Regions from separate parts of the Homo sapiens genome. Here all the other regions are linked to region 1. The links are chromatin loops, found by intact Hi-C in ENCODE. Cell type or tissue: dorsolateral prefrontal cortex. All regions are shown on one strand. Region 1 holds the start of LOC105374308 (a long non-coding RNA gene). Region 2 overlaps DLG1 (discs large MAGUK scaffold protein 1). Region 3 overlaps DLG1 (discs large MAGUK scaffold protein 1).

The links. A loop is a pair of places that touch in the nucleus more often than their neighbours do. Peaks named below come from ENCODE experiments on the same cell type or tissue, not always from the same donor. Only the 100,000 strongest peaks of a DNase experiment are listed, where the experiment ranks them.
Region 2: it touches region 1 in a loop (2.5-fold over the local background); 22 of 110 quality-filtered maps call a loop at or near these places.
Region 3: a loop joins it to region 1, with 8 times the contacts of the local background. A loop is called at or near these places in 55 of 110 quality-filtered maps.

Annotation. Positions count from the first base shown.
Region 1 is chr3:197,450,738-197,458,737 of GRCh38, forward strand. It overlaps LOC105374308 (a long non-coding RNA gene), which reads right to left and starts at 7,551. Exons shown (of 5, transcript NR_189108.1): 1 at 7,448-7,551; 2 at 6,891-7,046. In dorsolateral prefrontal cortex, CTCF peaks have their summits at 3,450 and 5,961; a DNase peak (open chromatin) is centred at 5,944; H3K4me3 peaks cover 1,488 bases; H3K27ac peaks cover 1,409 bases.
Region 2 is chr3:197,220,594-197,228,593 of GRCh38, forward strand. All of the region lies in intron 4 of DLG1 (discs large MAGUK scaffold protein 1), which reads right to left. Among named protein-coding and RNA genes, the nearest start is that of MIR4797, 69 kb to the right of the region's middle. In dorsolateral prefrontal cortex, CTCF peaks have their summits at 3,588 (motif pointing right) and 3,788; a DNase peak (open chromatin) is centred at 5,803; H3K4me3 peaks cover 1,333 bases; H3K27ac peaks cover 4,069 bases.
Region 3 is chr3:197,253,578-197,261,577 of GRCh38, forward strand. The region is part of intron 4 of DLG1 (discs large MAGUK scaffold protein 1); the gene reads right to left. Among named protein-coding and RNA genes, the nearest start is that of MIR4797, 36 kb to the right of the region's middle. In dorsolateral prefrontal cortex, CTCF peaks have their summits at 3,453 (motif pointing right) and 3,652; no DNase peak of the experiment used is centred here; H3K4me3 peaks cover 3,635 bases; H3K27ac peaks cover 6,659 bases.

The DNA.
Region 1 (8,000 bases):
CTTGCAAGACAAGGCTCTCCTTGACCTCAGGAACAGAGCCTTAGTCCCTTTGTTCTAGTACTGGGCACAGGATGTACCTAGAAAGCCCTAAATGAATGCCTGATGAATGAAAAATATTCATTTCAATTCATTTTTTTCTGATACGAAATTATATTTCAGGCCTTGTCTTTAAAAGTCATTCTAAGATGTATTCAGTAACATTTTTACATTAGCAAGTGAAGAGTACTGACTTCCTTGCATCTTCCCATGAGCATAAAACGTCACGCAAATGGCCATTTGCAAGCACCCTGACTCTCCCTGATCATGTGTCACTGTGGGAGGCTGTGGGCAGGATGCAAAAGGGGTATGAGATTGAATTTATTTTAATCCCCAGAAATCATGGACCATTAAAAGTATCTCTTGATACCTTTTTCCACAGCCTAATTTGACACATGGAGAACCCAAGGCTGAGAGAAGGGAAGCGGCTTCCCCAGGGCATTCGGTATGTGAAGGGCATCATCAGAACTAGAATCCTGGTCTCTTGACTCCCAAGTTCAACACTTTTTCCATTTTGTAGATTCATCTCTATCTCCTAAGAGTAAAAGGCAGGAGAAATTCAGATTAATTCATGTTTAAATTCTATACTAAGGTAAAGAGATATCAGTTTGTCTATAAGGATATGTTTATTGAGATTCTACTTTATATGGTACTCAGTTAGTACTATCTTTGTTACTACAGGGTAATAAGATTAAGCATATACAAAGTTGTTCCTATCCATTGCATAATGCTATCAATAATAATAGTAAGTTTCCATTTTTTGTCCCTGCTTATTTAGTCCCTGCTTATACGCCTTATAGGTATTACCACGAGTAATTCTCACAACAGCCTGATACAATATATTTCTGTATTAAGCCTCTTTGGGTTGCTCATGACAGAAACCCAACTCAAACAAGCTTAAGAAAAAAAGGAATTACTGGTGCACATGAATGAAAACATCAGGAGTTGTCCGGTTTCCGCCCAGGCTGGCTCCACGGGCTCAGGTAACGTCAGAAACCTCTCTGTCTCCCTTCATTTCCACTATGTTAGCGTCACTCTCCAGTATGTTCTCTCGTATATTGGGAAAGATGACCCCCAGTAGCTCTGGATTTCATGAACTTTACATCTTATGACAGAGTCTCGCTCTGTCACCCAGGCTGCAGTGCAGTGGTGCAATCTCGGCTCACTGCAACCTCCGCCTCCCAGGTTCAAGCAATTCTCCTGCTTCAGCTTCCTGAGTAATTGGGATTACAGGTGCCCACCACCATGCCCGGCTAATTTTTGTATTTTTAGTAAAGACAGGTTTCACTATGTTGGCCAGGCTGGGCTTGAACTCCTGACCTCAGGCGATTCGCCCACCTCAGCCTCCCAAAGTGCTGGGATTACAGGTGTGAGCCACTGCGCCCGGCCTTTTTTTTTTTTTTTTTTTTTTTTTTCTGATGGAGTCTCTCTCTGTCGCCAGGCTGGAGTGGAGTGGTGCGATCTCCACTCACTGCAACATCCACCTCCTGGGTTCAAGAGATTCCCCTGCCTCAGCCTCCCAAGTAGCTGGGACTACAGGCACACACCACCACGCCCAGCTAATTTTTTGTGTTTGTTGTTGTTGTTTTTGAGACAGAGTTTCACTCTTCTTGCCCAGGCTGGAGTACAATGGTGTGATCTTGGCTCACTGCAACCTCCGCCTCCCAGGTTCAAGCGATTCTCCTGCCTCAGCCTCCCGAGTAGCTGGGATTACAGGCACGCGCCACCACACCCGGCTAGTTTCGTATTTTTAGTAAAGATGGGGTTTCTCCATGTTGGTCAGGCTGGTCTCAAACTCCCGACCTCAGGTTACGCCTGCCTCGGCCTCCCAAAGTGTTGGGATTACAGGCGTGAGCCACTGCGCCTGGCAATTTTTTGTATTTTAGTAGGACAGGGTTTCACCATGTTGGCCAGGATGGTCTTGATCTCCTGACCTCATGATCCGCCCGCCTCAGCCTCCCAAAGTGCTGGGATTACAGGCGTGAGCCACCGCTCCCCAGGCTATGTCTTATGATTTTAGAAGGAGAGAGCCCTATTTTGACCCAGCATCCACATTTCCCCTCCTCACGAATCTTGACTGAGCATCTTTGGGTCTTGTGAGCGTGTCTTCATCAATTATTGTGTCTAGGAGAATTGGGATATTTTGATCAGCCGCTCTCTAGGGTGGGGGTGGAGAGTTTCTTTTATCAGTGGAATGAAAGAAGGGCAATTCATAATCCCATTCTACATAGGATGAAGTGGAAATTCAGAGAAATCAAGGACTGGACCATAATTGCCTAAAGGCCAGACGGCCTGTTAAGGGCAAAGCTGGGACATAAACTAGTTGTCTCCAAAGCCTATTTTTAAAATTTTTCCTGTTGTTGTCATTGAGCAGGGGAAGGACTCATTCACATACCTTAAAATTCACCGTTTTAAAGTGTGTAATCCAGTGAAAACCCTGTTTAATCAACAGGCCAAGTGTTTTCAACTTCGGTGTGATCACTGTTCACTTGTGAAGTATGTGGTAAGCAATGTGTTGCTATTAATAGCTGAATTACCAAAGTTATTAGAATGATTTACTTCAAAAAATGGAAATCAGAATTAACAAAAGATTACCCTGTTCATAATGCCATCCCCATTTCCAGGCCGGGCTTGTTGGCTCCGCCTGTAATCCCAGCGCTGTGGGAGGCCGAGGCGGGTGGATCACCTGAGGTCAGGAGTTCGAGACCAGCCTGGCCAACATGGTGAAACCCCGTCTCTACTAAAAATACAAAAAATTAGTCAGGCATGGTGGTGGGTGCCTGTAGTCCCAGCTACTCAGGAGGCTGAGGCAGGAGAATCGCTTGAACCTGGGAGGCGGAGGTTGTAGTGAGCTGAGATCACACCATTGCACTCCAGCCTGGGCGACAGAGCGAGACTCTGTCTCAAAATAATAATAATAAAACAATGCCATCCCCATTTCCTTGAACTCTGATGTCCAGCACAGCTCCTGCCTAGAGGCGTTGGCACCCATTTGGAGTGGTTCCAAGGAGAAAATGGCAGAGCACGTGACACAGCCTGCCATAAAGCTGTCTCCATCACAAGACAGAATGGGTAAGCACCCCAAGACAGTACAGAGTGTTCCAGGAAAACTACTTAGAAATGGCAAATCAGTTCAGCAACGTTTCAGATTATAAGAAAAAAATTAAATCAATACACCGTTTCTAGAGTCCAGTGATGAAGACTAGAAGGAAATGCAATAGAGAGAGCTCATTCCCTGAAGAATCCAAATCATTAAGTATTTTGCAATTCACGTAAAAGGACATGAAGAATGCATTCAAAGAAAATTACAAACCTCTAATAGAAAAATAAAAACGAATAAATGGAGCTTCTGCCTGGGAAGATTCTACATGGTAAATGGCACATTCAATCTGCAGTGTAAAAGCTCATGCAACCTGACCATGCCATCTGCTGTAGAAGGAGGGAGGTGACACTCTTGCTGTCCCCTGAGCTGATCACAGCACACTCCAAGAAAGACCTAGACAAACTCAAACAAGGTGGGACCAGGGGTGGAGTCGGGGGAGCAGGCTGGCAACAGACCTGGAAGCCAGTCACACAACACAAGGAATGAGCTGGTTGAATCTGGGCATTAGAGAACAGGAGGCATTTTTTGCAGGTAAGAGGAGATTTAGGGGCAGGGTTGAAGGGTTGTGGTATGGAAGAAGTATTAGATTTGCCCTATGGAGCAACAGTGAGTAAAAATGACAGGAAAAGAGATTTCTGTCTCAAACAAAGTAGCAACTTTTTGGAAGTCAGAAGTGTCATTGATCTAAATTAAATGACGCTATGAAGCAGGCAGAGTAGGCGATATTATCACCCCCAACAAAAAGATGGGGAAAAGGTCCAGCAGGCAGAAATGACTTGTCTATCATCACCCAGGAGGGGCATATGAGGCTGTGGACACCCCCTGTGCTGTGTCCAGTGCCCCAGGCTGCTTCTGGAGCCAGCACTGAGCTTCCACAGATGTGGCAAAACAGGTGTGAACAGCCGGCAGTGCCCTTCTCCTCTCCCAGCAAGAAAGTCACAAGAAAACTACCAAAGTCAAAGGATGACGAGCAACTCTGAATATTCTGGGGAAAGAAGGATCAGGCAAGGACCAGTGATTCCCTACGGGAAAGTAATGACTTCTGACTGGAAGCTCCTACCAGGAATTTCTGACAGGAGACCAGGGATTTCTGACAGGAGACCAGGAACTTCTGACAGGAGACCAGGGACTTCTGACAGGAGACCAGGGACTTCTGACAGGAGACCAGGGATTTCTGACAGGAGACCAGGAACTTCTGACAGGAGACCAGGGATTTCTGACAGGAGACCAGGGACTTCTGACAGGAGACCAGGGATTTCTGACAGGAGACCAGGGACTTCTGACAGGAGACCAGGGACTTCTGACAGGAGACCAGGGATTTCTGACAGGAGAGTAGTGGTTTATGACAGGAAAACAGGGATGTCTGATGGAAAATGTTGGCCTCCAGTGGGCTATGCATGGAGCTCTGACAAGAAAACAAGGATTTCTGAAAGAAACTGATTTTTCTCAGGACGGTGATTTCTAAAAGCAAAGTAGTGATTTCTCAGCCAGGCACAGTGGCTCATGCCTGTAATCCTAGCACTTTGGGAGGCTGAGGCGGGTGGATCACTTGAGGTCAGTAGTTCGAGACCATCCTGGCGGACATGGTGAAACCCCGTGTCTACTAAAAATACAAAAATTAGCCGGGTGTGATGGTGCGTGCCTGTAGTCCCAGCTACTCGGAGGCTGAGGCAGGAGAATCGCTTGAATCTGGGAGGCGGAGCTTGCAGTGAGCCAAGATCGCGCCACTGCACTCCAGTCTGGGAGACAGAGTGAGACGCCACCTCAAAAAGAAGAAAGAAAGAGAGAGAGAGAAAGAAAGAAAAAGAAAGAAAGAGTGATTTCTGATTTCTGACAACAATGATTTCTGACAAGAAAACAGGTTGCTGATAGGAGAGCGTGAATTTCTGACAGGACGCTAGTGTCCACCACGTAGCAAAGGGGTTATTCCTGACAGGACGTCTTCCACAGGAATGAGGGTTTCTGTTAGGAAGGACCAAAAGCAGCAGCACAGAACAAACTGAAAAATAACAGGAGGGAATGAGACCCCTTCAGGAAATAGCTTCTTGGGTGTGGAGGGAGGTCCTCAGGAATAAAAAGCCGGGTTGGGGGAGGCTGAAATTGGGGAAGACCTGGGGTCCAGTATCTCCTCTGGCAGAGTGGGGCTGAGTGGGCTGGAGGGAGAGTATCTAGAAGATTTACAAAATAGGTGTGAGCGTAGGTGACTAGGAAATACATTCTCATCGAGAGGCTTGCAGGAAGGGGGAGGGAGGGAGGAGAGGGAAATCGGGTCCTTCTTCAATCCCCTAGACCCAGAGGTAACAAAGCCTTGGTTTTTACTCAGCAAATTCAAAGGCAAGCTTTTGCCCTCTGAATGTATCGCCAATTCTTAGCAAAGGGGACAGGGCAATAGAGAAGTGATGTCATGAGGCTGTAGTTCTGAGGTTATCCGGGAACCAGGTCGGAGCCTGCTTGCAGAGAATGTAGCATCGTGGCAGAGAGGAAAAGGAACTAAGGGAAGCGGAAGTATCAGTAAGGAGCCTCCGACAGAAATGGTAGGCTGGCAACATCCTGATCAGCAGCAGAAGTGATTTTCCCGTGTCCCCGTGTCCCTGCTCACCACCCACGCTCCCGAGAGCTCCCAGGCCAGGCCTCACAGGGCTCCTTCCCTGTGGGAGCGGAGGTTTGCCGCGAGCCATCGCCCGGCACGGGACACGTCTCAGGGGGAAGGAACACGTTTTCTCTCAGACTGAGCGCTCGCTGACCCCGGCTCCCAGGCACCACGTCTACCACGTGACTGGATTCCTGCGGCCGCCGCGAGCCGGGAGAATTCTAATAGCGCAGATGCCCGGAACCGCTGCAGCAGCCCGAGCCGGAAGTGCCAGACTCCTACTTCCCACCGGATGCGGGGCTCGGCAGGCTCGGCAGGCTCCTCCGCAGGCCACACAGCCGGCGGCACAGGCCTCCTGCGGGGAACCCCACCCCACCGGCCAGCCCGGTGCTCTGCCCTCTCTGGGGGTCCCGACCACTGTCTCCCTCCACACCCAAGAAGGGGAGCCTGGTCTTGTCTTTCCAGCTGCCCCCACCTGTCCTCCCTCTGGGGCTTCCTTTCCATCTGAACTGGATTCAGAGGACACAGAGTTCCCCAGCTTTCTCCGCTTTTGATGCCCTATCTGGTCCTCAAGCTGTTTTTGTTTTGTTTTGTTTTGTTTCGTTTCGTTTCGTTTTGTTTGAGATGGAGTTTCGGTCTTGTTGTCCAGGCTGGAGTGCAGTGGTGCAATCTTGGCTCACTGCAACCTTCGCCCCCTGGGTTCAAGTGATTCTCCTGCCTCAGCCTCCCGAGTAGCTGGGATTACAGGCATGCACCACCACACCTGGCTAATTTGTATTTTTTTTTTTTTTTTTTTAGTAGAGACGGAGTTTCTGCATGTTGGTCAGGCTGGTCTCAAACTCCCAACCTCAGGTGAGCCGCCCACCTTGGCCTCCCAAAGTGCTGGGATTACAGGCGTGAGCCGCCGCGCCTGGCCCCTCAAGCTGTTTCGTGGCTGCCAATGCCAACTGGGAAAAAGACACAGTGGTAGAAAGAATTAGAGATGAGACGCAGACTTGAGAATTCTTTTCAAATTCAAGAGCAGTAGTTTGTCTCAGGAGATGCTGGTCCTGTCTCACTGTGAGAATCCCTATCATAGACCTTCCCGGGCAAAGCCCTTTCCCGGGTTCCTGTCTGAGGAGGGAGGTGAAGCCTCTTGGGTCCTCAAGCAGCGATTCTTACCCTTTCCCTGCCTGGGTCACTGCCCATCCACAGCTTCCCGGGGAGAACAGTGACGGGAACTAGCTGACCGCTCGGAGCCTCCAGGCCAGTCCCTTTCTGTGAAGACTCACAAGGCCTTACTCGTTGCGTAACATCCCAAAGCCGTAGTTACGTCATCTGTAAAATGGAGATAAAAATCCCACTTCACATGGTTGTTGGGGTGATTAAAGGAGATAATATAGGCCAGGCATGGTGGCTCACACCTGTAATCCCAGCACCTTGGGAGGCCGAGGCAGGCAAATCACCTGAGGTCGAACCCTGAGGTCGGGAGTTTGAGACCAGCCTGACCAACATAGAGAAACCCCGTCTCTACTAAAAATACAAAATTATCTGGGCGTGGTGGTGCATGCCCGTAATCCCAGCTACCTGGGGGGTTGAGGCAGGAGAATCACTTGAACCTGGGAGGCGGAGGTTGCAGTGAGCTGAGATCATGCCATTGCACTCCAGCCTGGGTGACAAGAGCAAACCTCCATCTCAAAAAAAAAAAAAAAAAAAAGAGGAGATAATATATAAAGTACCTGGCACCCAGCAGGTATGATAAATTGGTCCCCTTATTTCTGCTGATGCAGGAAAGCAGAACGCTTGAGAGCAAGGCTGTGGCGGGTGAGGCTGTTCAGTGTGTGCCTGTCTGTTCAGCAGCTGGGTGGAGGCTGAAATACCACATGCCCTCCACTCACCCTGTCAAGTGCCGAGGGTGGGGCATTCTGCACAAAAGCTTTGTCTCTCCTGCACACAGGCACCCTAAGGCTGAGATTCTGCACAAAAGCTTTGTCTCTCCTGCACACGGGCACCCTAAGGCTGAGCAGCACTCTCTGCCGGGTGACTGCGCCAGCGCCCAGACCACCTGCTGGAGAAAGAAAGCATGGCACGTTGAAGGCAAGCATTTGTACTTTGCTCTTTCCTCACAGTTAGACCAGGCTCCCCTCCTCTCCCGCTTGTCCTCAGAGGCCTTGGTGAGGTGGAGAACGGCTGCCATTGTGATGGGTTCCCCTTTTCTCATTGCGGGGGGTCCCTTGAAGGGGGTTGGCCTGCCTGCATTTGGGCTCTGGTAACCACTCTTCTTCCTAGCAG
Region 2 (8,000 bases), 230 kb before region 1:
ATATGAAAAAATTATTTAATTCATTCAGTTTAAGAAAGGAGTTTTTGGACTTTTTTCTTTGTACCCCACCTATCCAGCAGAAAAAGAAAGGAGTTTAATACACCATCCTGAAAGACTGAGGAACTAGCTAGAGTCCCATAGTCACTGAAGAATACTGTTTTTCCTTTGGAGAAACCATGAAGTCAATAAAAAGGGACTTTAAAATAGAACAGTACCCTAAAGATACTGGCTCAATGTAAAGGTTTGGTAGCACAGAAATGAGAAAGTACATTTCATCTTAGAAGAAGGAAGATACTAGAGGAGGGCTGTGCTTTTAATATCAAAAGGCATTTAACCTTAATTACTGTTAAAAATTATTCTAATCCAATTCTAACAAGCAAACTGCTATTGATCATTATTTATTACACAGTATTTTTCAATTTGAAATCTTTTTGAAACAGTATTCTTAAATAAGAATATCTTAAGTTACCTATTAGTGCTCAGTGAACTGTTTCAAGGAAACCTTACATACCACATACCATACCCTAAAAGCAAAGGGGCATACTCCTTTTACTTGAGTGTAATGGTAGCTCTTTTGCAATATTTACTTTTGCTTCTGAAGGCTGGAACAAAGAAGTGAGAAGGATAAAGAAACATAACAGGGACCGGGCGTGGTGGCTCACGCCTGTAATCCCAGCACTTTGAGAGAACAAGGCGGGTGGATCACCTGAGGTCAGGAGTTCGAGACCAGCCTGGCCAACTTGATTGAAACCCCATCTCTACTAAACATACAAAAAATGAGCCGAGTGTGGTGGCGGGCGCCTGTAATCCCAGCTACTCGGGAGGCTGACGTGGGAAAATCACTTGAATCCGGGAGGTGGAGGTTGCAGTGAACCGAGCCGAGGCTGCACCACTGCACTCCAGCCTGGGTGACAGAGTGAGACTCCATCTCAAAAAGAAAAGGAAAAAAAAAAAAGAAACATAACAGGAAGCAAACACTCAATAAAGCTATGTTTCAACCTTTATGTAGACATTTTACCAACTAGATGTGTGAAGAGAGAGCCTCAGTTGCACTTTTCTGCTTTATCTCAGCTAAACAGACACATTACTTGACAAGTTCTAAAATTAATCCGACTTCAGTAAAAATACTGCCTGTATGCATTAGGTCAGACACTGTAGATTGCTTTGCCCAACACTACAATCTGTTTTCCCTGCTTTTGTTTAATATAGAGGCTATAAAAGCTAAATACTGTACAGTCATCCTTTGGTATCTGTGGGGGACACGTTCCAGGACCTCCCAAAGAGACCAAAATCTGAAGATACTCAAGTCCCCTGATATAAAGTGGTGTATGTAGTATTTGCACATAACCTATGTACATCCTCCCATATACTTTAAATCATCTCTAGAGTACTTACATTGCCTAGTACAATGTTAATGCTATGTAAATAGTTGTTATAATGTATTGCTCAGGGAAAAATGACAAGAAAAAATGTCTGTATACGTTCAGTACAAACACAATTTTTCCCCCGAATTCTGATCCACAGTCGGTTGAATCCACAGATGCAGAACCATGGATACGAACAGCTGACTGCAGTTAGGTTTCCAACTCTCCCTTACTACTAGGAGAGTCCGTGTGACACAGTTTTAATCAATGAAATATACGCAGACATCTACTAGCTTCATAAACCACACTCCTTTCCCCTTTCCACCCTTTCCCCGTCTTTATGACTAGAGCTGCAACAGACATCTTTCAATGAAGCAAAGCCCAAGAAAAAAGATGTCCACAGCTGTAGCAGCTGCATATTTCCAAGCTGACTATAATGAGGAAAAAATAGGGGTCCATTTGTTTAAAGTCATTGTTAGTTTAGTATTTATTATTTGCAAATATCTTAAGCATATTTCACCCAGGGAGAAGTGGGGTGGGTAGTGGGGAAAATGATGTAATTGTAAGATAGGTCTTCTCGTTTTCCACCCAATTATCTCTTAACAGCAAAAAACAAATCATTAAGAATATGAAGCAACATAGCAAGGAGATACGAACAAGTCCCTGAAGCTACTTGTATCCCTGGCCAAGAAACACAGCTAAGTGGGAACAGTACCTTTTCCAATAAAATAGAATCGCCAAGGCTTTAACACCTTACACTATTTCCCTGCAGAGAGAAGACACCCAAAAAAACACTCCTGACTTTATACTGGGTGTTCTGCCTTCCCTCTGGGATTCTCTCACTTCAATTACTGCTGTCACCAAACATACTTTAATGCTTTATTACAAAAAGCATTCTGACGGCTTCTCTTAGGGCAGTTAGTAAAGGCAAGAACTTTCAAGAGCTTGATACTACAAAAAAACAAACAACTTTAACTAGCTTCACAAAATATAAGTTTCTGATCGTCACATACCTCATTTCCTCCTAGGGACCTTAGGCTCCGGCCTCACTGTGCCTACTATTTTGAAATAGCTAATTCTACACTACAGAGTTGGCATACCTTCAGAGGCACTATGATTTTGCTAATTTCTGTTCACATCCACCCCTAAAGAACTGCCTCCTAAACAGCTTCATAGTCTCTACATTAAGAACTTGAATGTCCTCTGCATTCTCCTCACATTCCCAAAGGTCCTTTCTCTGAGTTCTAACGCGAGACATGAGAGATTAAACAGGCTTCTTTCCACAGAGACTGACACCAGAAATTAACTCATGTTTTGCTGATACTGCTCCAATTATACACACGCATGCACACTCTCACTCTGACACACATGGGGACTTCCAAGATTCTATAGTAAACATATTGCTTCTTCATGATAATCTATTACTGTAACCTTCTTGGATAAATGTCTCATAAAGAACAGAATGGTTAAGAGGTAAACTCTAGTCCCATAGAAAACTGACTTTTTAAAGATACTTAATTTCCAACAAACAAGGTGGTGTTTTTATTCCTTTTCAAAAGCTCATTGCCATAAATGAAAATATTCAGCTTAGTTTTAAATGTGATTTGGAATTTACATAGTAAGATTACTTGTTGTTTACATACAAATTAAGGAAGTAAACAGTTATTAATTGACATTAGAAGTACTGTTAGAAAATAAACTTTTTGCACAGGCAATACTGGTATTAGTTTATACACTGGAAAGAAAGATGTGTTTACCCTTATTGTCTCAAGCCATTTCTGAAATGTTTTAACTAGAAGTTGTGGGATAATTCTGGTATAATTCCCAATGTGTATTCTTCTTTAATCACATATTAAAATTTTTAATTAATTTACTTGTCAGTTTCACCACAAAGCCTTAATAAATTTTGCATCTATCAAAATACACTAATGAAAAATGTGACTAGGATGCTGTAGTCTTAGAAACTATATTTCTACACGTCTCTTGTCAGTACTACCTGCCATAAAATTCAAACATTTTGGAAAACAATTTTTAAAAACTCTATCCACAAATGGTTAAGCCCCAAAATAACCCACTTCTTTTTATTTCCTAAATTAAAGTATCTAATGATTTCCTAAATTGTAAACATATAACTTAGATGCCCTTTTAACTATCTTTAATTACCAAGTTATGTGACATTTTCAATACAATATTTTCTTCATTTTCCCACCAGAGGGCAACCAAGAACCTCAAGTGGTGCTGTGCAATGAATTTAACAGCATCCAAAGTGGTTTAAAGGAGTGGAGGATAGGGGAGGACTTTAAAGTCCACCAAGACTATCAGACTAGTCATGAGCAATGCCATGTTACTTCTTAAAACCTTTTATAATAATAGTATTTTGAAACATCTTATATACATAAGATGTTTAATTTACCTACATATAAGGAGGAACATTTTTTACAGTGATTAGCTTTATAAAAATATTCCTTAAAAAATTTAAAATCCTTTTCCTAAAACACTCTGTTGTACATACCACATGAAAAAACAGGCTTAACACCTAGGGGAAAAAAATGTAGCCTTAGCTATTTAAACAATGCATATGAATTTTTTACTGGCTCATAGTTTAACAACCAATACGAATGTTAAATTTGTTAAAAATCTGTTTCTATCAGCAGCATACTTTTTCTTGTGCAATCATTTCCATTTCCTATTTCAGAAAATTTCTGAAATCTCAGTAGGAAAATAAGAATTCTCTGACAAAACAAAGAACTTAATGTAAAGAGGGAAAAATGCTTGGGTGACCAGAAAAGCAATATATTCTTTAACAACCTTTCAGCCTAATTTAATCAGCTAGCAATTTGAGACCTCTTCACATCAGCAATTGAAAAGTTTCAGTCATACAAAAACTAAAAAGAAAAAAAAGTTCGATTCAAAACAATACCTCAAAATAAGTAATTATTCCCCCAAATACTACGTTAGAGGGCTCTCTTCCTACAAATAGCTTTAAACCACATGTTGTTTTTATTGTTGCTGTTGTTGAGATGGAGTCTCGCTCTGTGGCCCAGGCCGGAGTGCAGTGGCGCGATCTTGGCTCACTGCAAGCTCCGCCTCCTGGGTTCACGCCATTCTCCTGCCTCAGCCCCCCAAGTAGCTGGGACTACAGGCACCCGCCACCGCACCCAGCTAATTTTTTTGTACTTTTTAGTAGAGACGGGGTTTCACCGTGTTAACCAGGACGGTCTCGATCTCCTGACCTCATGATCTACCTGCCTCAGCATATGTTGTTTTTGATTGCAGAAATCAGGTAAAAATGCACCCGCTCTTTGTTCCATCTAATATTTTATATAAGAATAACCATCTTTAAGGCAAACTACATTCATTTTATTTATATAGAACACATTACTAAATTAACCAGTTTCATTTATAGGAAATGAGTAGTAAAGTCATGGTTCTTTTGGTGTTTATTTTGTTCAAAAGCTTTCTTTCCTCTATACAATCTAAATAGCAACACAATTTAGTATCAAAATCAAAGTCTATGGCATTAGTTTAAATATTAAAACTGCCACAAGCAGTTTCTTCCATCAAAGTGATGTCAGAAACCATCTCCAGTCCTGCGTATCAATGGTGTTTCCTGTACACTTAATTCTCCACAGTAGCAACACATAAAAACCAAGTCAATAATTAATCCTCATTAATGGAAAATGACATTTTACATGCAGCTTTCATAAAAATCAGATCCTTTTCTACTATATCTTAACTGTGCACAGACCAATTCTTTACTCATGTCAGACACACAAAGGACAGGAATCTATTACATGAATTAAAGTCAATCAAACCATCTAACCTAAATTACATTTCTTTGCTGAAATACTATTGGATTTTAAAACCAAGCTTTTTAAGGAAGTATTATTCAAACCCACCTTACATCCAAACATTAAGGATATTGTGCTGTTGGAGCATGCTACTTTACAGTGGCATAACATCGGAGAAAAGCAATCCAAGTTTTTGATGCTAGGAGACATTTTTTCAGACCCTGAGCATTTAAATCGATCCAAGACTGAAATTCCAGAAAAATGCCTTTGTGCATGTTGTTTGCTGACTGTCTTGAACATTTAATCTAGATCCAAAGCATTCTTTTTAAAAAAAATTGTATTAAAATGTTGCATTCTTCATTGTTTCCACCCCCACAGCAGAGATCAGGTCGGTATACTATGATTGGAATTAAAATGCTGTTTCTTTTTCCTGCATAATAAAACTGCTTCACTAAAATTATAGTCAAATTACCAGAATGAAAGTGCTCATTTAGCACCACTTTGTCAGGGCCTTGCTAATATCCTTAAAATGTAATCCAGCATCGGATTCACCACAGAGCTCCACTTGCTGCAGTACAAGCTCTGCTATCTCCTCCATGAGAATAAGATACAACTCGAGCAGAGCCACTATGCTCAAATATATGCTGGCTGCTTTGGGGGAGGGGCAAAGATGTTGCAGCAAGGGATTCATTACACGGTTCAATAAGAGATGAGCCCAGAGCTTGTCATATGTGATGCTTTCTTACTACACCACTAAACACTGTAGTCTGATTTAAAATATAGTTTTAATGGTAAAAAGAGTACCTCAATTATCACATTTTGTAGTTTGATTCCTCTCTATAAACAATTCAAGCAACAACAACAAAAATCAATCATCTGGCAAAGTTAAGTAGAATAATTACAAATTAAACTTGGACAGTAAAAAAAGTTCAGTATTTTCTAATACATCAAAATCACTTAAAATCTGGAAAAACATTACTGAACCAATTTTGATGTATATCTATACCATATGGAAAGTTTAAAAGCAGAAAGTCAAGCAGTTTAACTCACCGACATATCACTGATTTATCCACTCTTTCAAATATTATTTTCTGTGCTTTGGCTTTTTAATCAACCCTTTGGCAGAAAAGCTATCATTAACTAATTACATTCAAAGCAACAAATAAAATACTGTGAAAATGTCATTCTTACAGTATTTTATATTTAAAATCTTGCACACAGATGTTACATCTTATGCAGTACCTTCGCTATAATTTAAATGGACAGTATTTATTGAAACTCAAAAGCTGAATTAACAAATGCCAGTAAAATACTAAATAACACACAAAGGAATATTTACTGCTTCATCTATGTAATTATCTTTTCTTTCTTCCACTATTATTTGGGTTGTTCTAAGTACTACATCTATATTGCAGTTAAGAAATATAATTGCTAATGAAGACTGTCAACTTTTACAAAACTGCCTGTAATCCCAGCACTTCAGGTGGCCGAGGTGGGTGGATCATCTGAGGGTCAGGAGTTCGAGACCAGCCTGGCCAACATGGTGAAACCCTGTCTCTAGTAAAAACACAAAAAAATTAGCCAGGCGTGGTGGTACGCACCTGTAGTCCCAGCTACTTGGGGGACTGGGGCAGGAGAATAGCTTGAAACTGGGAGATGGAAGTTGCAGTGAACCGAGATTGCGCCACTGCACTCCAGCCTGGGCGACAGAGTGAGACTCCATCTCAAAAAAAAACCAAAAAAACAAAAAACAAAAACAAGAACAATTTTACAAAACTAAAATTATCAATTCATATATTTGTACTCAACAGCCTGGTCTCTGTATGCTTAGTAAGCAAAGCTGTTTGTGGAAAAGTATACTATATTTTGCTATACACCAGAAACAGCGTGCCAAAAGACAAAAATTCCCTTACCACCAACCATAACTCTAATTCCAAACCTGCTCAAGAACACTTTTAATTCCAATTTCCTACACAATTCTCTATTCTGTTCCATTCCTACTTATGTAATTGTATAAGGGGTGAGAGAGAGAAAAAACTAGGTTACATTTCTAAAACAGTAAAGGAAATAGCTGGTTCTCCAATCTAATTACCCTGACAGGTAAATAACTGCAAATCACATGACTTGTGGAACTTAAATGAAAAGTCAAATGTCAACTGTAACTAGGGCAAGAAAAAGTAAACTGTGCTCCTTAGAAGCCTTTATATTTAAAAATACATTTACTAAGTCAGAGCCATAGTTGTTAAGCTGTGGTTCTCAGCCTTTTTCACTGCAGTGCCTCAGAGGTGTCACCAATGTTCTTTCATTTTAAAACTTTCATTTTCAAATTTACAAATTTTAATTTTAAAAACCTGGAAGCACAAATGTGTAACAAGTTTTAATACTGGTGTTTATCTATAACAATTTATTTATCCATACTACCAAGTAAACTCATTTTGTGTCAATCTCAAAATACAACTTCTCCAATTTTTGTGCACATGGAGGATTTGTCTCATTGATCATGTAGGTTGTACACGCTGAGTCTTAATAAAATTCAGTTCTGTGCAGACATGTCTGCTCCCCTAAAACTATATAAGCAAGCACATTATTTGGCACATGTCTAATAGAACAAAATGTCAGGCAAAGTTCAAGCATGTCCACTTAGCCTGTGCTCTTAATACAGTCTGCCTTATTCAGTTGGTTACACAATAAACATGTAATATATTCAACTATGATAATATTGTGCTATGATCATTTTAATGATTACTAGGAATTAACCAGTGTTTCTTGTCTGTTTTTTTAGTAAACTGAATGAATGAGTTCAACGTATACATTTTGGGTCAAAATTTACCATACCTAAAACTGC
Region 3 (8,000 bases), 200 kb before region 1:
AAAAAAGCCAATCCTGAAAGTTTATATATTTATTATTCCATTCATATAGAATTGCTGAAATGACAAAATAATGGAAATAGAGAACAGATCAGTGGTTGCTTTGAGTTAAGAAGGGGATGGGGTGAGAGGAAAGTAGGTGTGGCTACAAAAAGGCCTCGAGTGATCTTTGTGGTGACAGAAATGTTCTGTAGTTTGACTCTATTAACGTCAATATCCTGGTTAGTGATACTATGCTAGAGTTACTACTAGAGGAAACTGGGTTAAAGGCACATGTGATTTCTGCATTATTATTATTTTTTTACAAACATACATGTATCTACAATTAACCCAAAATTAAAGGTTTAATTAAAAAAAAAAAGGAAATGGAAATTTCTGCACACGAAGGAAAGAATCTAAACCCCAAAGAAAGAAGCCTTTTGTAAGAAGGCAGACACTTACCTAAACAGTGTATCTGACAAGCCTAGACTCAGGTGGGCAAAGGAATGGACCTGATACAGATTGAGTGACTTTGATGGTATAAGGAGTGGAGCCTTTAATGACGTGGGCTGGCATGACCAGTTAGAATCTGGAGGATCCTAAAATGGAGAGTTATTTGTCCCCACACATTAGATCGCCTTCATGGGGCATTTACTGAGGGTACAGCAGTGTAGCAGGCTGAGAATGGGGCTATAAAGCCATGAAACATTTCTGCAGTCTCACAGTTCATACACCCTAAAGTCATGCTAGTGGAAAGAACCAATGAAAGACACAAAACTCATCTCCCACCCTCATGACAGCTGAAAACAGAAGCCAGGTGAAAGTAACTAAAGCAGCAACCTAACCCTAAACAAATTCAACTCCTATTTTATCAGCCTCACTGCAGCTTCCTGAAAAGGAAAGAACACTGCTTCGCTTTCAATGGTTCTTTTATACGTTATTTAGAGCACAATAAAAAATTTAAGACATGTAAAGAAGTAGGATAACATAAGAGGAAAACAATCAAAAGAAAACCCACACAGCAGAACCACAGATGTTAGAACTATTATAGCAGAAAAGAACTTTAAAATGGCAATTTTTAAATACACAGGAAAAGATGTACAAATTAGATGCAATATCAAATTTAAGAGAAATAGAAACTCTAAAAAGAGCAAACAGACATTCTAAAAGTTAAAAATACAATAAATGAAATTAAGAAATCTATGACCTATTCAAAGGCTGAGCGTGGTGGCTCATGCCTGTAATCCCAGCACCTTGAGAGGTTGGTGGATCACCTCCTGAGGTCAGGAGTTCAAGACAGCCTGGCCAATGTGGTGAAACCCCACGTTTACTAAAAATACAAAGAAAAAAAAATTAGCCGGGCGTGGTGGCACGTGCTTGTAATCCTAGCTACTCAGGAGGATGAGGCAGGAGAATCACTTGAACCTGGAAGGTGGAGGTTGCAGTGAGCCGAGATCACGCTACTGCATTCCAGCCTGGGTGACAAGAGCGAGATTCTGTCTCAAAAAAAAAAATCTATGACCTGTTCAAGCAATGAGGTAATTTTAAATGCACTATATTCAATATGTAAGAATTTTTCAAATATATTAAATAAAAATGATCCCATTCTTCTGTCACATGCCTCCCCCACACATCTCTAATCCCTCAACACAGCAAAGACTACTAGACAATCACAGCACTTTCAACTTGTTATCAGAATTCTTAGCAAAGACCTCTAGACACCAACACCAATAAGAGGTGGCATTGGAAATAAAACCTGTTTGATTTAGTCAAAACGTAGGTTGCCTTAATCACAGTGCTTATGAAAAAATGTAAAGTCACCACTTTGTAATGAAGCAGGGGACTAGGTGAACTTATAAAGTAAGTGAAAGTGTGTCATTGATTCCTGCCTCCTGCTTTGTCCTATTAAACAAAAACTTTGTGGTAAGGGCTCTACAATGTGAATTAAAAATCCTACCTCCCAGGTATATATTTGAGAGAAATTAGTGGATATGTACACAAAAGGACTTGTATAAAATGTTTTACACAGCTTTCTTCATAACAACCAAAAAGTAGAAACAATTCAAATTCCCACCATGGAATATTACACAGCAATAAAAAGGAACAAGCTACCAGCACGCACAGTAACACAGATACTGAGTAAAAGAAGCCATAATTAATCATATATACTGCATGATTCCATTTATATGACGTTCAAACCTAATCTATAGTGATATGAGTTAAAAAAAAAAAAAAGATTATCTCTGGGGAGGGTGGGCTGTCTTGGAAAGAGCTAATGGGAGTCTTTCTGGAGTACTGGAAATGTTTTGTGTCTTTCTATGGATAGTGATTGCAGTTATAAAAAGGCATCAAGCTGCGTACTTAGATTTGTGCAGTTCACACAGAAAAAATAATGATGATGATGAAAATAACCAGGCTGTGAGGTACGATATCTGCAAATGGCCAATAAACAAGAATCTTTGGGAATTATTAGATGATGTTAAGATACTACTGAACAGGAAGAATGGCGCTAATAAAGAAAGCATATTTTAATGACATGCTAGCTTTATTTGGCATTCTATGTGTCCTATAAAAATCTGTTTAAAATGATTCTTTTTAGATATATCTTCTGCACTAGATGAGAAGTTCATCTGGGGCAGGGGTTAGCAAACATTGTCTGTAAAAGTCTAGAGAGTAAGTATTTTCAGCTTTGCAGGCCATATGCTCACTGCTGCAACTACCCAATTCTGCCACTGTAGCACTAAAGCAGCCATACAAGGTAAGTAAATGAGTGAGTGTGGCCCAATTTGGCCCACTGGCCATAGTCTGCCAACTCCTGATCTAAAGGAAGAACTATAATAGCCTTTGTTTTCCGTGTTTATTTTCTACAGTACTTCACACACAGTAGGCACTCAGCGAAGCTAAAAGGAATCTTTAAAACCGTCTCTTCTAATCCCTCCACTCACGGTGAAAAACATCAATCAGAGGTTTAAATTTGCTCAACAGTACTACTTTTTAAAGCAGTGCCTCATTTTAATAAACATGCAAAGATTTAATAGTGATTTAAATTCCAAATTTTTTTACATGTAAAACATAAGTTTCAGAAGTTCAGACATTTTACATAGCATAAACTAAAAATAATTAGTTTAGAAAAATGTATCTTTACCTATAGTTTGGTTATAAGTTATCAATACGAGCTTTCAGTCACACAACCATAAGGGATCAATCTAGGAAGTACTAAAACCTCACCATATAAAATGAGGAGCTAAGACTAAACGAAACTTTCTCCAGGACTCAAGTTTTTCTAAAAGCCAAAATGGTAATGAACTTATTTAATAGTAGTTAGCATTATTAGGAAACACTTGATTATAACTTAACTAAATTATAAGGAAAACGTTTAACATAATTATACTTCAACACAGTAATATGATCTACACTAAAAAATTCTATTACAGGTTACTGAACATTTTTACGTGGCAGTCAAACAATCAGCCAACAGTAGAGGGCAGCATTTCTATTCACTATTAAAACCTAACTTAAAAAATTTGAAGTCTTTTAAAAAAAATCTAAAAAATCTGAAATACCTGTACTGAGACTTTCTTTTAACATATTTAATACCCCTTTCAAAGCTTCTAACATACAATTTTAATACAACCTACAAGTGAAAGTACCCTAATATAAATATGAATATTTAAATAAAAGATAGCTGTTTTACCCAAAGGAGTCAAATTTTGTATTCATAATTCCCAAACTGATAAACCAAAACAATTCAACAGTTCTCTGGTGACTTAATTCCTAAAATTCTATCAGTTATGTTAAAACAAATTTGCTGGGCACCCACTGGAATGACAAACATCCCCACACACGGGCATACATTTTCTTTACCCATATAAAGAATCACCAAAAGAATCATGAACTTTTGGCAAGTAGGAGATTCAGGGAACTGTTTCAGAAGACAAGGCAAAGCATCACTCTAAAATCTAAAATAAAGGCAGCAAAAAGAGGCTGACAAAGCAGAAACAGGTATGGGTAAAAGCATCTTTCAAGCTCCTTCTCTTTCATAATCCTTTTATTCCTATCTCCAGCTTGCCTTAATGAAACACCTGAACTTAAAGAAAGACATGATCCTATTACAAGAAATTCTGGTACTAAAGTTACTCTCAGAAGTTACTTGACAGCTGGGAAACCTCCATGCTAAAGAACACGAAATGCCCTCAGCTGCGGTTTAAGCAGAGTGCTTTATTGCTAACATAAGAAAATATACCATATATAACAATAATCCTAAATCACTCTTGTTGGGCCTTTTATGCTCTGAGTTAATTTTCCTACAGTGATTACGAGCCTGACAAAAATGACACTTCACTGCCTGGCCTCTAACAATATTAACTCCACCTCAACGGACATGTTTGCAAAGCAGCTAGCTAAGAACACAAGAACTTACAAACACAAAAATAAATCTCTCTTAGACATTATGTGGAAAAGCACAAAATACTGTAACCAAGCTGATTAAAGTACATAAAAATGTATATAAGTGTATGAACAATAATCAGAAACGCTGCCATGCTAGAAATGCTCACTAGCATCTTTTTGTCCCACAAAATATCTAAATCCAGAAGAGTATTTTTTTTAACTCGAAGAGAAGTACATTTTCATTTTCACTAAAAGGCAAAACAAAACAAACATTACACTTGGATTTAAAACATATTAATCAGAAAAGGAATACAGAGCTATTTATGACAGCCTTAAATTAGTAAATGGCATTAATACTACTGTAAATGGAGACCAAGATTTGGCAGTTCAGTAGCAGTGATGGTTTAGTCATCACATCTCACAACCTTGTCATTTGCAAACGTTTTAAAGTCAGATTCTTCATTGTGAAGAACATATAGTTATGGGGGGGCGGGGGGGAACAACCAAAAAACTAATCATCATTGCTTTAGCTCAACCCACATGCCTGTACTTAAGGGTATCCATGGTAGCAATGATGCAACGTGCCTACCTAGTTCACCGTGCCTACACAAGTGGGAGAGAGGGGAGGCGGATGATGAAAAAAATTTCACTTGGAAAGGTGTTTTAGTATTAACATGATAAAATTACATCAACTACACTGTCAGACTTTTAAAACACATATAGAATCACAAAGCTCTCTAAGACCAGAAAAGGGAGAAAAGAACAAGGGATGGGGTACACACCGCAGCCTTTAGTTCAAAAGAAAATCAAGAATTTTGCTCTTCCTGCTAGAGCCATTGGTTAAATATGTTCAAAGGGTTTATTTCTAATAATAGAACAAATTATTTTAATTTAGTTTTTTCAAAAGCAACTACAAACAATGTTTTAGGCTTCTAATTTCCAACCTACATCCTTCTCTATTTTTGCTTTAACAGTTATATAATAAAAATTTATAAATACTTTAGGATAATGATTACATCTAATTTTTTAAGCAAAATAGACCCTCTTTTGCTAAAAGAGTCAATGTAAAAAAATTCAAAGTCTATCAAGGAAGATGGAGCAGAGAGAGGAGATAGATCATTTCAAATAACCTTGCTATAATACTGGAAATAAAACCAAAATGAATGAAATGATAAAAGGCAAATCACAGGGGAGAACCAACATAGACAACCATGAAAAAAATTTAGAGAGGGAAAAAGCAACAACGACCCTGTTTTCCAGGATTATGTGCCCTTTAAACATTCAGTAAGAATATTTCAACAAGACAGTTTACCTAGAGGTACAGAGAAGACATCTCCTTATAAACAGGGAATGGAAACAGATAATGGGCATGTCTGTATCCGATCAGAAACTACTGTTTGAACTAGAACTCTGAGCAACAAGAAAAGAAAACTAATTTCCATCAATTTTCCTGCTTTTCCTCTTATGAAAAATAATTCATTATACAGAAAGAGTAATAGCCTCTACTTTCAGAATTTACAAATTTACCTACTCTTTTATTACTGAATGTAATTTTAAAATCTCAACAAGTTTGTCTAGCAATCACTATGAGACATCGTAAGTGCATAGAAATAAAAAAAGGTAAATTATTCCATATTTTAAAAACCAATGGATGAATTTTAAATGTAAGCACGCTGAATCTATAACACCATCACACAATGTCTGCAAACTGGTGCTCAAAAATAAAAGAAGCCAAACTTAGAGATTAAGTGAAGCATGCTGCACTTTGAACACAATGAGCAAAACAGACTTCAAAACAAGTACTTTCAAGGAGTGCTTGTACAAGTCTAATCATTTTAAATCCACATCAACATCTTTCTAAAGGCAACACAATCAGCACTTGACTATTTTCCTCTTCCTAAAAAAACAAAAAATTAACTATAATTATAATAGATGGAAGAGTCCAGAAAATGCTCTCAAAACGAGTTATACTTTCAACTAGCATGGCATGTTGGGACACAAAGGGGAGAAGAGTAGCTCTGAGAATACACTGAGAAGATTTAAATATAATCAGGACTTTACAGACCCTTGCTGCTGGGAGAAAGGCTTCCTGTAAATCTCAGGGAAAAAACATCTGTGCAACACGCTTTTGGCTATCTAAAACACATTTCAAAATACCGCCCTTTCTAAAGGATATAAACTAAGCATCACATGGATTCACACATCTATTTTCAAATCTATAACAATGGTTACACCTTATTTTTAAAAGACACTGAACAAAGGGTCTCTCACATCTGTCACTAACAATGAAATACAGAAAAGCATATTATATCTTACCTTTGTGGTTACAATGCACAGGCAATCCATTACTCTACCATTACAATATTTTATACATAAAGCAAAACTATTTTAAGTTGCCTAGTTGAACAAAACATGTAAATAAAAATAAATAAAGCTGTGAGATAAAACCATAAATGAAGAAGTTATAACTGTAACTAGATCTCTCCAGGATCCATTCTTAGAGGTAGCAATTTTTCTACTATCTAAAATACAAGAAACCAGAGTCTGTCACGTGCCCTACAATCTTCTTTATGTAATCTGTATCTGAAGAACTTGAAATTATCCCACAAAACACTGTGGAAGATGTCAGGGTTTATTCCACAAGAGTCCACTGCTTCTTCAGATGCTGTTTCATTAATCCCTCTTTTCAAGATATGAGGTTGACAGGAAGTCATCTGATGAAATGCTCCACAAAGAGGTTCCCCCGATATAAATTTAAATCTGCTTCTCCTCGTTAGCTACAGTTTGGATACTCAAATGACAACCACCAAAAAAAAAAAAAAAAAAAAAAAAAAAAAAAAAATCACTAAAAATATGCAAGCAAACATTTCTTCCACTAAACCATTTCAGCAACTGCAGCCTGCAAAGTAATGACTTTCTCGAGCAGTAATGAATGGAATATTCCATGTGGTTTTTTGAGAAGGGGAGCAGGAAAAACAAAATACAATAATTTAAAATATTATCTCTAAAACTTGCCTTTTTTTCTTTGCTAAAAAAGTGAATAAATAACATTTTACCAACAAAGGCAAATTTTAACTTTACTGCCTTACTAAATCCATTTCACTGATCCCCCACACACCAAAAAAAACCACCACAAAAAGATAGTTACAACTATGTAACCTTTCAAACTCCTCAAGAAGTCTTTGTTTTTAAGTCAACTAACTTTGTGAATTCATGTCCTGTCTCCAAGATCATTAGGACTGGAGCTAGATAGGCTAACAGACACAGGGGACATGGCAGAGGGATATGCAACTGGCTTTCAGTATCATAAGCTTCCAGCCACACTCCCCTATACAAATGCCATAGTGAAGTTAGCTACATGTGGTGGCCTGCGCCTGTAGTCCTAGCTACTTGGGAGGCTGAAACTGGACAATGGCTTGAGCCCAGGAGTTTGAGGATGCAGTGAGCTGTAATTGCAGCACTGCACTCCAGCCTGGGCAACAGGGTGAGATCCTGTCTGTAAAAACCTTTAAAATCCAAGAAATTTTCTAACAAATTTTTAATGCATAATAAGGAAGAGTATTATCTGCAATTTTTGTCCACAAAGTTTCCTCACAGTTTACAGATATTATGAATGACCTCAAGTTCAAACAACT